Linked DNA regions of Mus musculus: region 1 is linked to region 2. Evidence: chromatin loops called from intact Hi-C (ENCODE). Cell type or tissue: left cerebral cortex. All regions are shown on one strand.

What was found. A loop is a pair of places that touch in the nucleus more often than their neighbours do. Peaks named below come from ENCODE experiments on the same cell type or tissue, not always from the same donor. Only the 100,000 strongest peaks of a DNase experiment are listed, where the experiment ranks them.
Region 1: it touches region 2 in a loop (2.8-fold over the local background); 2 of 42 quality-filtered maps call a loop at or near these places.

Annotation. Positions count from the first base shown.
Region 1 is chr6:98,204,486-98,212,485 of GRCm38, forward strand. No RefSeq gene overlaps it. Among named protein-coding and RNA genes, the nearest start is that of Gm32592, 16 kb to the right of the region's middle. In left cerebral cortex, no CTCF peak of the experiment used is centred here; DNase peaks (open chromatin) are centred at 4,883, 5,571, 5,876 and 7,933; H3K27ac peaks cover 1,140 bases.
Region 2 is chr6:98,133,324-98,141,323 of GRCm38, forward strand. No RefSeq gene overlaps it. Among named protein-coding and RNA genes, the nearest start is that of Gm32592, 87 kb to the right of the region's middle. In left cerebral cortex, no CTCF peak of the experiment used is centred here; no DNase peak of the experiment used is centred here.

The DNA.
Region 1 (8,000 bases), 71 kb after region 2:
AGATCCCCTGGGACAGGAGTTCCAGACCCTTTGCAAGCCACCAAGTGGGTGTTGGGAATCAAACCTGGGTCCTCTGAGAGACCATCCAGTTCTTAGCTGCTGCAACATCTCACCAGTTTGACTGTTTTCTAACTAGACCTCTTGTTCTTGTTTAGTATGGGTTTTGACTGTGGAATTTTCTTCTGCATTGCCTTTTGCTTCTTGTATATTTCATGTCATCTCTGCTTTGTTCTTCTCTTTTCGTTGTTCATTATCTTGTATGTGGTGTGTTTTACTCTAAAGTCCAAGTTACTTTTCTTTTAGCTTTTATATATTTTTCTCCTTATCTTAATGATTGTCCTAATGCTTACAAGATGGATCTGAATTGTGAATAGTCTTAAATGAGATTATCATGAGCTCCGTTCTGTCTGCATACAGATACACTCCGGTGTTTACCTTCTTTTTCCTTTCCCTGGTGCTGTAATGTCTTACTAACTATACCTTGTTTTATGAGATTTTTAATGCCAGATTGTGTTTTGAATTTAATCTCATGTATTCTGAGAAGGCAATTCAGAGACCCGGAGTGAAAGGAGAACGACCGGAAAGTATATGTGAGGATGACTGGTCAGCAGTGACATGCATGTGCCATCAGGATGGCATCAGGGGGAGGAGGCAAGAGTAGTGACAGCAAAAAGGTACTGTCTTAATATTTACAATGTGTCCCCAGTTGAGCTTGGAGTTGTGCTGGAGAGAATCACGAAAAGTACCCTGAGATTTTTCTGGTTCGTAGCTTCTAAGTACAGAGCAGGAGGTTTACTTGTGAATAGATCTCATGGTTCAGAACAAAGCCGTGAAAGTTCCCACGGTAATTACCTTTGAACCCCATCAGTTAGTAGACTCTAATTTCTAGGGAAGATGTCTGAGGGGAACTACCAGAGTTTTTTTTTTTTTTTAAAGAAACTGATTAATGGAGACATTGATGCCTTGATTCTGCAGTGCGATAACTCATTCTAAAGGCTCAGAAAGCATCCTTTTAATTATTATCAATGCACACACTGTCGTGTAAGTGACAATAAATAGTATGAATCTGAGACTCTGACACAGAGGAGAGCTCCCACGTTAGTCCTGCATGTGACGGCCTCTCATCTTGAGCCAATTGCCTAAGTTTTCTCAGCTGCTTTATGTCCAGCTCCACAATAAAAGTAGTAACACTTATCTCCAAGTGAGCCTGTATGCAGACGACTCCTAGCACACTGCTGGCAAGTCTGAGCTCATTCAGAAAGAGATACCAGTTAAGTCTGCAAGAGGTGAGCCATCGTCTCCCTCTCAGAGGCTTTAAAAGACTTCAGGAGGTAGGTTATTTACTGAGCCTGTGGCTCCTTCAGACTGGATCGTTTACTTTGCTTTTGGGGAAAGCTTCTGTAGAACTGACTAGCAAAGTAAGACTCGCTCAGCCAGTGGTTTCCAACCTGTGGGCCATAATCACTTTGGAAAGCGTATGTATCAGATATTCTGCATATTACAGTTATAAAATGGCAATGAAAATAATTGTATGGCCGGGGTCACCACAATATGAGGAGCTGTATTAAAGTCTTGCAGCATTAGGAATATTGAGAACCACTGCATTAGGCTGGCCTTTACCTGTTTGCCCCCATGCCCTATCTAAGTATAGACTGGATTTGTAAAGTAAGCCTGAGTTCACAGCACGGTGTGCTCAGTAACAGGAGCCAAGTTATCTTAAAATCTTGCTATGAATATGAACGTGTTTTTAAATGTCACTTTGGGTCTATCTTCAGATCTATAAAATTGTATAATAGTAGATTTTTACCACAAAGGGTTAAGTGCATTCTTGGAAGAGTGCACGGACTTAAGAGAGGTCTACATACATTATGTTATTGTTAGTCTCATTGTTTTTGGCTTTCTTTCAAAATTCCCTTTCATTGTAGAGCCTACAGAAATATAATGAAATAAGTTTCTGTTGAACATTAGCCACCCAGGTTATGACAGTGTTATAGCAGCTGGAAGGGACTGTATAGGAAGACATGTAGGAAGCTGTCTCCTAGAGAGTCAGGATGATCTGTTAGAGTCGGAAATTCCTCTGCCATGAAGGAAGTGGATGCTGCTTCCATGTCTATACTTGCAAAGTTCTTGCTCACTTCATTCAGCACTTTTCCCAGAGCCAACATTGTAGACATGCTTCCCAAAGGCCGTATGTCCTATTCTTAAGGTATTTAACCTGGTTTAAACACTAGTGCCTCCTCTATGCTAAATCAAATGTGGATCTGGTTATTTCCTTTAGAATCAAGATGGCATACTTACTGCATCAGACAGATTTCTCTAAAGGAACACAACTGATGGAATGGCTCACATTCTCATAACAGGGCCTGGCTAGTCTATCAGTGGCCTTCTGCCTACTCAAGAGGCTAAGACCCTGCTAGTGGATCAGTCCACAAAGCTAGCTAAATTCAGCAGTCTAACCTGGTGCTGGAGGCCTCAAAGATGACTAACTGGTTTCTTCAGTCACATCAGAAGGCTGAAGAAGCTGGAGTTTGATGACAGGGGAGGGTGGTAGCAATCACAGAAGCACCATTGATAACCTCAGTTACCAGCAACAAGTAAAGGGAGGCAGAAGAAGCATTGCCACCTCCTGGACCACTTTATATCTAGGCCACCTGCTGAACGATTGTCATTACTGAGAGGGGAAATCCCCACCCCCACCCCAATTGATCCTTTATGGCAATGCTAGACTCACTCAGGGGCCAATCTCCCAGTTGAACCTAGTTCCCAATAAGTTGATAATCAAGTTTAGCCATCACACTTAACTAGAACAAGCATTCAGTAAATTCTGAATCTCCAAAGTCCAAAGTTCATACGGGAGTCATCTCAGTAGGTTCCCATTGTTACGCTTCAGCAGAAAGATTACTGGAAGTGGGTATAGTGAGGAGATCTGGTACAGAATTCAAGACATGTCCCTTTATGGTTGGCTTTTGATCTGTTTTTATCTTCTGCATCATTGCTGTTCAATATAACACCAGCCTGTAATAAATTGTATATATAATATAAAACTGTATACTGGCTACATTAAAAAGTAAGGGGTAAATTTAGTTTACTATTATACTTAATTTCATTTCTGTACCTAAAATATGTCTACCTGTGATCAGTATAAACCTCTTTTATAATTAGTCTTTGAAATCAGTTACATATTTTATTCTTACAGCTTTTCTGAATTTGAACTAGCCATATTTTATATGTTGGGTAGTCATCTATAGTTAATGACTCTACTGGGAAGTGCAGTTTTATATATTTATAAGCTATAGTTAACTAGTGTTAAAGAATCAGGTTGATAGAGAAACAAAGGATTTGTTATTTGCTATAGAATAGTGTATACATATTAGAGTATATAAAGTCTGTGATTTAAACATTGAGCAGGATGATAAAGTTTCATACTGGGCATCTTTCTGGTAAAATACAAGTAAAAATAATATAATAAAATTACAAACATGCTGAGATGGAGTGTTACCCTCAAACTAGCAGATTTAGGGTTCTCACAGCTAGTGAACCCCAGCATGCAGTATTCTGATCTAGGAACATGCATTTGAGAAGATGTCAGAGAGATGGAGACCATATGTGCCGACCGAGCGCTCCTTACGCTTCCGTGTAGGAATTCCTTTTTTCATCTGGGGGGTGGGGGTGGGATGGGGATATCTCATGACTTTGACCAACTGAACACATCAGCTTTCTTGTCAACACAATGAGTGTTAGGAGAACAAACAGACATCATAGACTCCAGTGATCACCAACTCTGAGGAATTTTGGCACGGCAGCTGCTAAATCGTTCCTGGCTATGGGCCGAGCTGGTGGCCTGAGAGATATGCTGCACCCTGGAAGAAGTCTGTGGTCACCTCAGATGGTGTTGGGGTCACCCTCATCACCAATTTGAAAGTTTACACCAACAGTTTATAAAAGTAGTCTATTGATATCAAACTCCATCTGGCTATAGAAAGGACAACTGTTTTGACTCTTGAATAGCTACCGTCATGGCAATACTGCCTCCATCACAGAAGCAATTTTAAGGAAAAAAATAAAGTGTTTCGGCGGCTCAAGACAAATTCCAGGAAAGATGCACATATTTTGCACCGAGGCCTCTTTGAGAATCTCGGGTAGAACATGAATTTAAGCATTTGACCAGTTTTAAAGACACAGGCTCAGTTATGACACAAACGAATGAACTTAAATCAACCAGAGAGTTACTCCTAACAGCTACTGTCCTAAAGAAGTATACAGTTGGTCCTCAGGGAGCCAAGAGAAGCTGAGGCAACAAGGAAAATTTGTCTTTCACTTCCTTTGGCAGAACAACTCATAACCTATGGAGATCTGGCCAGGAGGCACTGTCTAGAGAGAAGCAGTCCACAGAGTGTCTACCTACGGGAAGAAGCAAATGCATCTAGCTAGGTTCATGGCAGAGTTTTTAATGAAAGGCAGCCTTGACACTGCTGTTGGGAGTGGATGTGGGGCCAACAAGGAAGGCTGCACAAGAGATTAGCTCTCTGAAATATGGGACCATCCGTAGATCCTGAAAGAAACCAAGCCTCTGAGATCAATGAATGTAGATAAGAAGGCTGTTAGCCTCAGCATCTGAAGCCAAGCTCAGCACTAATGTTTGCCTATCAATACTCATTTATGGCCCTCTTTTTGTACCATTAGGCTTCTGTGAGGGTTCTAAATAGATGGGTTCCTTTCTGCTTGCCTACCAATTTCTTAGCACACATCCTGTTTGTTACGTTTATAGCAAACTTAATTTCTTATACTGCTCTTAAGGGAGCTTTGGGTTGTGGTTTGCGGAGAAACGATGCAGTTCACAGCAACTTGTTTGCGGGTGTTTGACTGGCTTTCTCCAGCTGTTTTCCTGAGTTTGCTCATTTCCATACAGACTCACAGCTGTGTGTTTGGTCGTGTTTATGCTAATCACAGACGCATGCTAGAAAGAAGGTTCTACTTTGTTGAAGGAGATCCATATTTCCTTGGGCAGAGAGACCCATATCCCAAGTAAAACACAAAAGTAACCCCCCCTACCCCCACTCAGGGAAAGTGGTTTTACATGCATGTGTTTAATGTCACAGATCTGGGAGAGAAGGAAAAGGGAGCAGTTTTGAATAAAGTTTGCCTTTGCTTACATTGCTACCTATGAATAATCTTTCAAGGCATAAAATCCTTCTCAGTTTGAAGAGAGAAAATATCATTTGAAAAAGCTTAAAATAAACCTCAGTCTCAAATCCACTATGAAGTCATTGAGTGAAGGCTATTCAGCCACAGTTTTCTGGCTATCAAGGAAAAAAAAAAGCATATGATGTTTTATGCAAGGAGAATTTATGGCTTCCACTTCAAAACATCACGGATCTTAGGAAAATGTTTGTATTTCTCATTTGGTATGATTTAGAGAAATATTTCTGTAACATCTCCTTTTCATATTGTGCAATTCACACCAGAGACATCTCTATGAAATATTTACTCATGATTTTTATTTGAAGGGAAGTAGCTGGTTGCTGCATGGAAAGCTTTGTGGCGGAGATTCCTTGCTTTCAAAAGAAAATTGAAGCTAAATAAAAAAGATTTCAAGGCGAGCCCAGAGAGGTCTTTCCTTTGCGAAAGGTAATTGATTTGCTCCCCCAAACAGTCTTCTAGAACTTTCTGTAGACAATGCTCTAACCTTGTCAGGAGAGGATAATAAATTTAGAGTTAGACGGTTTTGGAAGGAAGGATTTAAAATGAACTGCGTTTTATAGGAACAGAGAGCACCGAGAGTCTGTTGTTAGTTTATAGGGCCTTGATTAGATAGGTTATTGATTTTGGCTGCTGGTGATACAGTCCATGTTCAGAAGGTATCAAACTCATGCTGAATAAAATAGAAGCAAGTGCTTGGGACGGAGAAGAGAAAGTACTAGGATCCTCGCTAGCAACCTAGTTGTAATTCTTCCAATGGAGTAGGCAGCTGTGTCTTACTGCCTTTAGCCCTCTGGAAGCAGTTATGTGTATTAAATACTGGAATAACTTGATATTTTAAAAGCTTATATGCTCATCCAAGTAAAATGGTTTTAGAAGACTACCGGGAGTTTCATGATTTTATAGTTAAATCAATACTCAGATTTATGCCTTTTGGACAGAGAAACTTGAATTTAATTGAGAAAATGGATCTAATGAGGATAGACATATTTTGTGCAGATGTAGGGGAGTTTTTTTTCTTTTCTTTCTTCTTCTTTATTTTTTTTTTTTTTTACTTATTATCTGAAAAAGGAAACAGGTACTTTTGATTCAAAGATGGATTGAGCTTTACAGGAAATAAGACAAGTGTCCAGAAACTTTGCAAGATTTGTGATGTGGCAGAGATGTTCCTGAGTGTCTGACCTCTGCTACAGTCATTTTCTTTCTCTTTGAAATTCTTGAATTTAAGATTCATTAATTATACAGAAAAGCACATAGTATTTTACTCTATCCTGCACAGCTAATGGCCATATGGTATTAAACTGGCAACCAGACTTTCAGAATAACAGTTTTTAGCACAGTCCCTGGCTGTCTGATTTCCCTTTTTATTTTGCAATGTTTTATAGATCTCCATGTAGAAATTGGTGTCTTATTCATTTAAATCATGGGTTTATTTTTTCAAAAAAAAAAAGATATTATGAGGAACACCATCTTTTTTTTTTTTCAGACAGAAATAAATAAAAATTCTCTGGATATTCAGGTTTGCACTGTCAGAAGTCCTGGCAAGTTCTAATTGGAAGACTCCCCATGGGAACTATCTAGCAAATGCAGACATGTTTTGGGGATCTGAGACTTATTTTCCACTAACCCTAATTCTCCACAGTCTTTGACCACATTTTGCTCTAGGAAATATTCTGATAAATGTTTTACACACACACACACACACACACACACACACACACACACACACACACACAAATTTAATTTCATGGAGATTCTGCCTATGAAATAGTAGTTAAATGATTATACCTTGAAATACAAGGAAACAAATTGAACTTCTAGAAACATATGGACTCAGGCAACCAGAAGAAAAACCATTGGAGGGCAAGATTTGGCTCTGTGATATTTATATGCAATGCAAACTCCAGAAATAACTGACTGCTTTCCTGCTGTCCAGAAAACATACTTTTTTTAAAAAAAATCATTTTTTCACGTTATTTTTTTCTGTACTCTCTCAAAAATTAAGAATTCTATTCTATCTGGAAAGTCTATGAATGTGAAAATTTTGTGAGGAATTTGTATCCCAAGCTGCCAAAGATAGATTACCTATGTTTTTTTATTTTATTTTCCTTATGAGTATGAAAAACTGACGAGTAGAAACTCTGTGAGCACATGAGTTATGTGTAGAGAGTGAGCTAACTTCATTGCCATTCTCCCTCCTGGAAGATACTGTGAATGTAAGAGGAAAAAAACCCTACAGATGTATCAAACGCATGCTCTTCAGATCATTTATAGGTTTAATATATAATGCTATAAATGAAAATACATTTTCAAAATGAGCACACTGCAGAAAATGGAAAATCTGAGTATAGTCTTGGCTTCAATCTTTTTGGAAGAAAATAAGATATTGAAAGTGGACATGGGTATAATTTGAAATGCATAGTCTTTTCAGAGTTCAACTCCCAGATTTATTCCCGAGTGAGCTGTCCATTTCACAGACCATAGAGGATGTTTACATACTTTTAAAGGACATCACCCTATGTGTTGGAGTTTGTTTAGTTGCTTTTAAGCTTTTCTTTCCCAGAGGTAAGTCATTATGAAGAATCACCAGATAGCCAAAAATGAACAAATCCCTCCTCCATGCTGTAGCTTTGAAGATAACACCTGGTATGATAAACAGGCAGAAATACAGAATTGAGTCATAGAAATTTCACGGTGCAGGGATTTATATTTGGAGCATATAGAGGGAGTGGCTGGCTTCGTGGTAGTCATGATTTGCAAAGTGAGCCCTGTCTCTACCTCTTTGTGCAACACCCAACAAA
Region 2 (8,000 bases):
TATTGGCAACTAAAGTAATAACCTTTCCATGTCAAATTGCTTTAAATTAAACTTAAAAAAAAAACCCCACAACACTAGCTGATACCCACACTTAGTAATTGTCAGGCGTTAGCATAACGTGGAATACAAAAGCTGCCTAAATCTTAGCTTTCAAAATAATTATTTACTTAGATAAATTTTGAAGGCAGTAGCATATTCAAAGTCTACCTGCCTCAATTTCTTCAAAAAGAGCAGGATCAATGTACGTATTAATTTTATAGTGAGGCTTAACGTGTAAGCGGAACTGTAGCTCAGGTTAGTCTCTAAGAAAGGGGTCTCTGGTCATCTTTGCTTATCAATCTATCATCCCCTGTTTACAAACGGGATATGTCGGCAGAATGCCTTGCATGCCTTTGCCTATTGTGCTAGTCATTGGGTGACCTAACCCAGAGTGGAAAAATACAGGGGCTCCATTTTGATTAGGCTGAATATGGACTGATCAAATTTCTCACCCTTTCAAGGCACTTTGGTGGAGGGTCCTCATGGCTGTGTGTGAAGCACTCAGGCAAAGGTTATGGCGGGCTTTCACACTATGTATTTGTACCTTCTAGATCTTTCCACTGAATCAGAGAGCTCTAAGCAGTAGCAAGTACACAGTGGTTTCAGATAGCTGGGGTTTCACAAGGTCTTTTGTGAATTTGTGTACCATTTGGGCACATCTGCCTTCTAAACCCAGATGAATGTCTTCAGACTTGGTGATATAGACAGGGTCAGAAGTACAACCTTATTGATGAGGATCAGTTAACTTACTCTTGGCTACTGATCCAAACTCAGTTCACGGAGACATTGCGCAACTGCCTTCCACATTTGGTGGTCAAGCCATATTGAAAGCAACCACTCCAAGGTTGAGTAAGGAATCTTGAGTTATATAGTCTGATAAACCCAAGGGCCTCTTGGGACTGCTGTTTATTGGTAATGTCTGGCAACATTAGAAACAGAATACATGGTGATGTCTCCAGAAATTTCTTTGCTGTTAGAGACTCATAGGACAAGCACACCACAGATTCATCATTCTAATCTGTATTCTTCTCTGAAGTCTGAAGATGGTGAACTAAAGATAGCTAAAGCTATGGGCTTATCTGGAGGAAATAACAATCTTCTATTGTCAGTTGAATGTCATGTGCCTGCCTGTTGGGACCCTGTCTTTTGTCTACATTAAGTTTCTGAATGAAGTAAAAGAGGTTAGAGAGCTTTTAGAAACTTCTTCCTCACTGAAGCCATAATGCCAAAGATGAATCTAAGAATAAAGATTTACACCAGCATTCATTCTGCAACTTCACTTTGATTTGGAAATGACCCTCTCTAATCTCTACTGTCTCATATGCAGAGAAATGTATGCTCTGAACAAACAGTATGGTTGGAGAGATGGAGCAGTTGGCATATCCCCTTTTGTATGCATCAGGGCCAGATGCTGATTCCTAGAAGTCACATGGAAAAGCCCAGTATGGGAGGATTTATAATCTCATATTCTCAGTGCTGGGCAGGTAGAAATAGGTAGATTCCTGGAACTTGCCAATTACCCAAGTTCCAGATCCAGGAGAGATCTATTCTAAAAACACAAGGTAGGCTTGAGGAATGATACCCAAAGAATGATGCCTGAGACTAACCGTTAGTACACACACACACACACACACACACACACACACACACACACACACACAACCATACATACCCTCTGCTCATACATGCATAGGCACAAACATAAAAAAGAGCCCTAGCGATGAGATAAGAATGTAGTTAGATAGAACTTGAAGAGACGATGATCCTTACAGCTGTCTATCATATGTAATATGCATAGTCATTTTCCCCAGGTCTGCCTTACTCATCCCTACATCCTCATCACTCGGGCTTCACTTGAAATAGCATCTGCTTTCTATTCCATCCCCTGCCTTTACCCAGCTCTTTACTTCCCATCTTTCTAAAGCATTTCTCTTCTTGTTTTGAAATCACACAGCACTACCATTCGGCTCTGCCACCTATGGCTTCACTATTCCGTTTTGGACTGTTGATTTTTTAACAGAGATTCTTTGTCCCACACGAAGAAGAACCATGTCCGTTGCCCCCAAGTTGAGACCCCGCAGAAGCTCATGATGTGTTTCATTCTATACTTGCCACATCTCTGAGTCCATAGTCTATGCTTGATATATATTGGCTTAACAGCTCCAATTTTCAATGACTTTTTGTTTTGAGTTTCATCTTGTTCTGTCCTGAAATACAGATGTATCTTTGTTTCTGTGTGATGATGCTTCCCTTATTTTGTGGAAGGGGACTCTGAATTGGGCAGGTGTAGTGATTTGTATCATACAACTCCCGTGGGCAGGTAGCTGGACTCATCATCTACTTGCTTTTCCATAAGGTTCACACCCCTTACAATACCATTTCTGTTTTGGTAACAGGGCCCTGTGAAATGCTCTGGGGTGGAACAATGGGAAAAATGAGAGGAGAAAAGAGGTGAGCGGCCGAGGCCATGGCCTGGCTGGGCTTCCTTATTGATCATTGTTATTGCAAATGTCATTTGTTCTGCATTTCTTCCACTGCAGGGTAAGACTCTCATAGCTAAAAGCTTTCTTTGGTTTGTTACGAGTATCACTGCTTTTTCCTCTGAATATCCCTGAATGGATCACAACTATCATGATGGACATGGATGGAGAACATACTGTATAGTGGGCAATGTGTTGAACATCTCTCATGAGTTAGATCATCCCATTCTCAAAATAGCGTTGAAGGCACATATTAATATGCTTACTTTTGCATATGTATGTGATGTGATGTGATGTGATGTGATGTGATGTGATGTGATGTGTGTGTGTGTGTATGTGTTTGCATGTTCATGCAGGTATGTGTGTGAGGCCATAAGACAGCTATGGATATTGTTCCTTAGGTGCCATTAAAAGCAGGGCAGGGGAAGGGTATAGGGGACTTTCAGGATAGCATTTGAAATGTAAATGAAGAAAATATCTAATTAAAAAAAACCCTTACTTTTTGAAGACATAGTCTCTCATTGGCTTGAGATCCACTAACTACACCCTGCTGGCCCCCAGTGGTCCACCTGTTTCTGCCTTCTTAGTACTGGGTTTATAAACTCATGCTGTACACTGTACACTGGCTTCTGGTGATTACATTCAGATCTTGTGAGGTTAACATCTTAATTGTTACTTTTAATGGATCTGGAATCAAGTAAGAGATGAGCCACTGGCTACAGCTAAGGTATTTCTTGATCAGGGTATCTGAAGTGGAAAGACATACCTTAAATATGGGTGCCACCTTTGGTAGCAGCTAGATAAAAGAGATCTGGGAGAAAAAGCATTGTTTTTTTTTGCCTGGTTGCCTTTGCATCTTGCTTGTGAGCTTAATTTGCAAATTTATCTGCCCCATTGGTGCTGATCCTATAGCCACTGCTTCTACATTCTTTGGCTGATATCATGCTTCCATATGGACTGAAGGCCCTCTAGGATTCCTCCAGAATTTTTGCACCAGATTAGAACTGCTGAGGCTTCCAGTCTGTGGACAGAACAGCTACTGGGTTCTCAGCCTCTCTATTGAAAAGACAGTCATTGCTGGACTACCCAGACCATATGTGTAATCCAATATAATAAATCTCCTTTTAGTGTATTCTTTCCAATTGTTACATGCTTCTAGACAATCCAGGCTAGGACTGGAGAGATGGCTCAATCATTAAAGGCTAGGCTCACAACCAAAAATATAAGAGAATCCAGGCTAATGCATGAGCATACTACAGATATCTTTCTCCCCAGCTCACTATGCCCATTTTGTAGATGAAGAAACTGAGGCTAACAAAAACTAAATAGGAACAGAAGAAATACACATCATGGTTCTTTGAATAGCTATTTACCCAAAGAAGGAAGGACGGTTTGATTGTTTGAAAAAACTGAGTTGATATGCTGTGTTTGGCCTGTGCTTTGGCCGTATTCTGAATGGAAGCAATCACCTTTGTTTTTATTTCTTCTTCACCTGGTATCTTCTTAGCTCCTGTCCCAGTGCCATTGAGGAATGTCTCCTCAAGTGGATGCAGGGATTGGGGTTAGGGTTTATCACACAGCAGAGACCTGGTTATTTATGGAAGGAAAGAATTGGGATTGTGAAATTCCACGAATCCCTGGTGATAGGGTGGAGTGGGCTGATCAAACTAAGACTCAGAAATCCTTCTAAGAAGATTGCCTTTGAAATGACGCCTGAAGCAAAACCATATTGGCCCGCTCATTAAAAAAAAAATGTGTTTTCTAAAACCAAAGCTATTTGATTTTTAAATGAGTGATTGAAGTCCCCAGTCAAAGCCCTTAGGTGCCTTTGGGGGATGTTTGGCAACCTCTCACCTTCTGTAGCAAGGCGTGTGTTTTATGCTCTGATATATGGGAAACCACAAACAGGACTCCAGGGACTAACTTTCCCCAGGCACTGCCTTTGACTTGGAAATCATGTAACCATCAGCAGCCATTGGTGCACACTGCATCAAAGTCCTGAAATCTAAGTCCTGCATCATGGCTGAAATCTAAGTCATTCTTACTCCCCTGCCCTGCTCTTTATCTATTTCTTATTTTCAAGGCATCTCTGTGTTCTGACCACTCTTCTGTATCCCTGGTACCAGCTCTTTCTCTGAGGTCGCCGTCATTTCCTATTGCCTGAAAGACTCTAATAAGCCTCAGCCTACTCTAGTTAGTCTATTCTTGACTCTTTCCATCTGTTCCATGAGGAACCAGCATGGTTGTCTGATAATGCAAGGATGACCAGATGAACACTGCTTCACTGCCCACAGTAAACAGCCTCGGACACATTTGTTCCTCTGCTGCCCAGATGACAAAGCCATCCAGTGAGGCTCACAATGTCTTGTCTGGTCCATCTGACCTCATCGCTTCCCTCTATTGCAGGCCTACTAATAGTTATTTTCCTTCTGTCTGTTTTATATACTGCCATGGGGGCTTGGTGAATACTCTTCTTGTAGTCTAGAGGCCTGTCTTAAATAAAATCTTACACGGCCCTACATAGTTAAGAGTCCTTTAGTTCCTAGCTGGGTTACATAACCTACAACAGTGTAGTATCATATACATTATTTTCATTGAACTCCTCACTTTACGTCTTTAGCATCATTGTTAAGAAATTGGTCCAAACCCAACTCTGCCAGTTACCATGAATGGGGCCCTGGGCAATCACTGTATTTTTTTTTCCAGCGCATAAAAGGAGATCTATGTTCCTTGTTGCGATGGTTAAATGTTAAAATATATAGAAAGTACTTGGGATGCTTACTGTCTCACACACAGCATTAACTCTGATTTTAGTGGGTTACTATACAACACCTGCTTTCCTCTGCTACACTAGAAGTTTATGGGGGTCATAGAAAGTAGGCAGTTTTACTTATTGTAATGCAGTGACCATCCTAACACATGGTTTATTAACTAATAGCTAATTAAGTTCTTGCTACTTATCATAGAATAGAAACTTATCAGCAACTTTGAGTGCTAGTGTGATGATGGCTTATAGATAGTATCATGGTACCTGTGCTTTGGGGTGTGTGGTATTTTCTCAGGTGGTTTGCTCAGGGTCTTACATTTGTTATTGTCTAGGTGTGCACCAAGGATAACAGTCCCTCTCGACAGTGAATGGGGAAGGATCTAATTCTATGCTTACATGGCTCTTGGCAGATCTCAGTTCCTAGTAGGTCTTGGAACTGAGGAGGCTCTGAATTTTGGTGGCTATTAGGTGGAAGCCATTACTGGTTCTGTGTGACACAGGTGCCTTTGCAGGCGTCTTGCTTCAATATAAAGCCATCAAAAGAGATTATACTAGCAAGACAGATGCTATACTGTGACTCATCTGGGAAAACCAATATTCTATCACATTTTTTGATTAAGAACAGGTTCCTGTAGGGATCACGTTAGAGGCTACTTAGAAGAGCAATTACAGACATGTGCTCTATAACTAAGTTTTGTTCCAGGAGGAATCATATATGCAGCATTGTTCCTTCAATATTATATGAGCTAGTGGTATAGTATCCACCTTCGTTTGTGACACTTGTACCACAGAGAAACCATCTGTGTGTTATCAGACTCTTCCCATCACCAGGCAACTCATGGCTACAATTAGTGAACAACAGGATGAAGTTCTGGCTACCCAGTAACTCATTTTGCTAATGAAGTCACATATTTTTCATAGCTTCCCCTGTGTAATCTACCATGCACTGAGAGGTGGAGAGAACTCCAGGGATAAAAGGGACTGAGAACAATCTGGATTGAACAAGGTGGGAACAGCTGGTAATTTTTTTTCTAAATTAAAAGTATCCTTATGACTTTTGGTCTTCACAGAACAAGACACAGTGTTATGGAAAACCGTGTGTTGATGATAACCTAGGGACTGTCACGCTGCAGCAATGCTAACCCAATGAATGAAGGTAGCTACCACTCCAAACTGTGGTTTTTCTGTAGTCCATGTTGATCTTAACCTCATGGTCCTTCTCCCTTCAGCCTCCCGAATGCTGGCATTACCAGCACACACCACTGTTGGCCTTCAGATCCCATACCTATAGATAGCAAGAGGAAGAGAGAGTTGGGACCACTTATATCTTTGATAGTGTGTTTTAAATACAGGACTTTTGGCATTTTTCTTGCAAGGTTGGGATTTGCGTGTGTGCATGGGCCTTGGAGTATGTGAGTATGCATGAATCAAAACAGCTTCAGGAGAAAAGTGAGTGCTCCTGGCTTGGTTTCTTGTCCCTGAGTCTAGTCACCTTTCAAAAGCACGGGCCCACTTCAGGCATGAGCCCTTCTTCCAGGAAAGCAGTGGCTAAGAAATTGTGGGGGAACCGATGAAAACCATTACATTTGCGTGCCGAAGAGAAAGCTACTGGAAGGATCTTCCATCAGTCTCTTTATAAACAACATATACTGTATACTCCTCTGGAATTTTATGGCTTGATTTGCTGCCTTCCAGCCCAAACCCAGCTTTTCCCCCATGTAGATCCCAAATCAGGATGTCTTTGTATTGGCAGACATTGAGTGCTAAGGCCAAAGTCACTAATTCTAAAGTGCCTCGAATTATCGCAGCAAATTGAAACTCCACATACAATTTGTGTCATTAACCTCTTAGGGATTATATTTTTTACTTTTTCCTGTGTGACATCTATCTGGTCACACAGTCATTGTGAACCAGCGCTTGAAATGCATAATCCTCAAAGGTTACTCCCAGTCACTTAAAAGACCCCCATATTCATCTCAAAACCCAGAACTAGGAGATAAGGTTTAAGGCAGCTCTGAATGGGATAGGGGAATAAACAAACCATTCCACACGTCTTAAAATAAAGTACTTATGGAGCACATTTTTATCTCCAAAGCTTGCGAAATGAATGTATTAATCCTCACAACATTCTCTGTATTATCGTCACCACATAATACATATGGAGCTGGGGTTGGAAGGTTAAATTAGCCTCCCTCCTTTCCTCCAGGCCTCGGCTGGTACTTTGGGATTTGATTGGACTCAGCTGTGCTCTACGGTGTCCAGTTTGTAGTCTCTCTTCTTTAACTCACCCACTTGTGGATATTTTGAGGGGACGAAAGAGGGAAATAATTATTGTCAAATCCAGACAAAGCCAGAATCACGCCTGTTCCTTTTTTAGAAAACAGGAAGTTTTGTGTCATTAGAGTAAAATCACTCCCCCCACCCCCCGCTTTTATTCTCTCCTTACTCTATCCTCTGTGATCTAAATGAGGTTTTTTTCTTTTCGTTTTCGTTTTCTCTTCTTCTTCTTCTTCTTCTTCTTCTTCTTCTTCTTCTTCTTCTTCTTCTTCTTCTTCTTCTTCTTCTTCTTCTTCTTCTTCTTCTTCTTCTTCTTCTTCTTCTTCTTCTTCTTCTTCTTCTCCTTCTCCTCCTCCTCCTCCTCCTCCTCCTCCTCCTCCTTCTTCTCCTTCTCCTTTTCTCCTCCTTCTCCTTCTCCTTTTCTCCTCCTTCTCCTT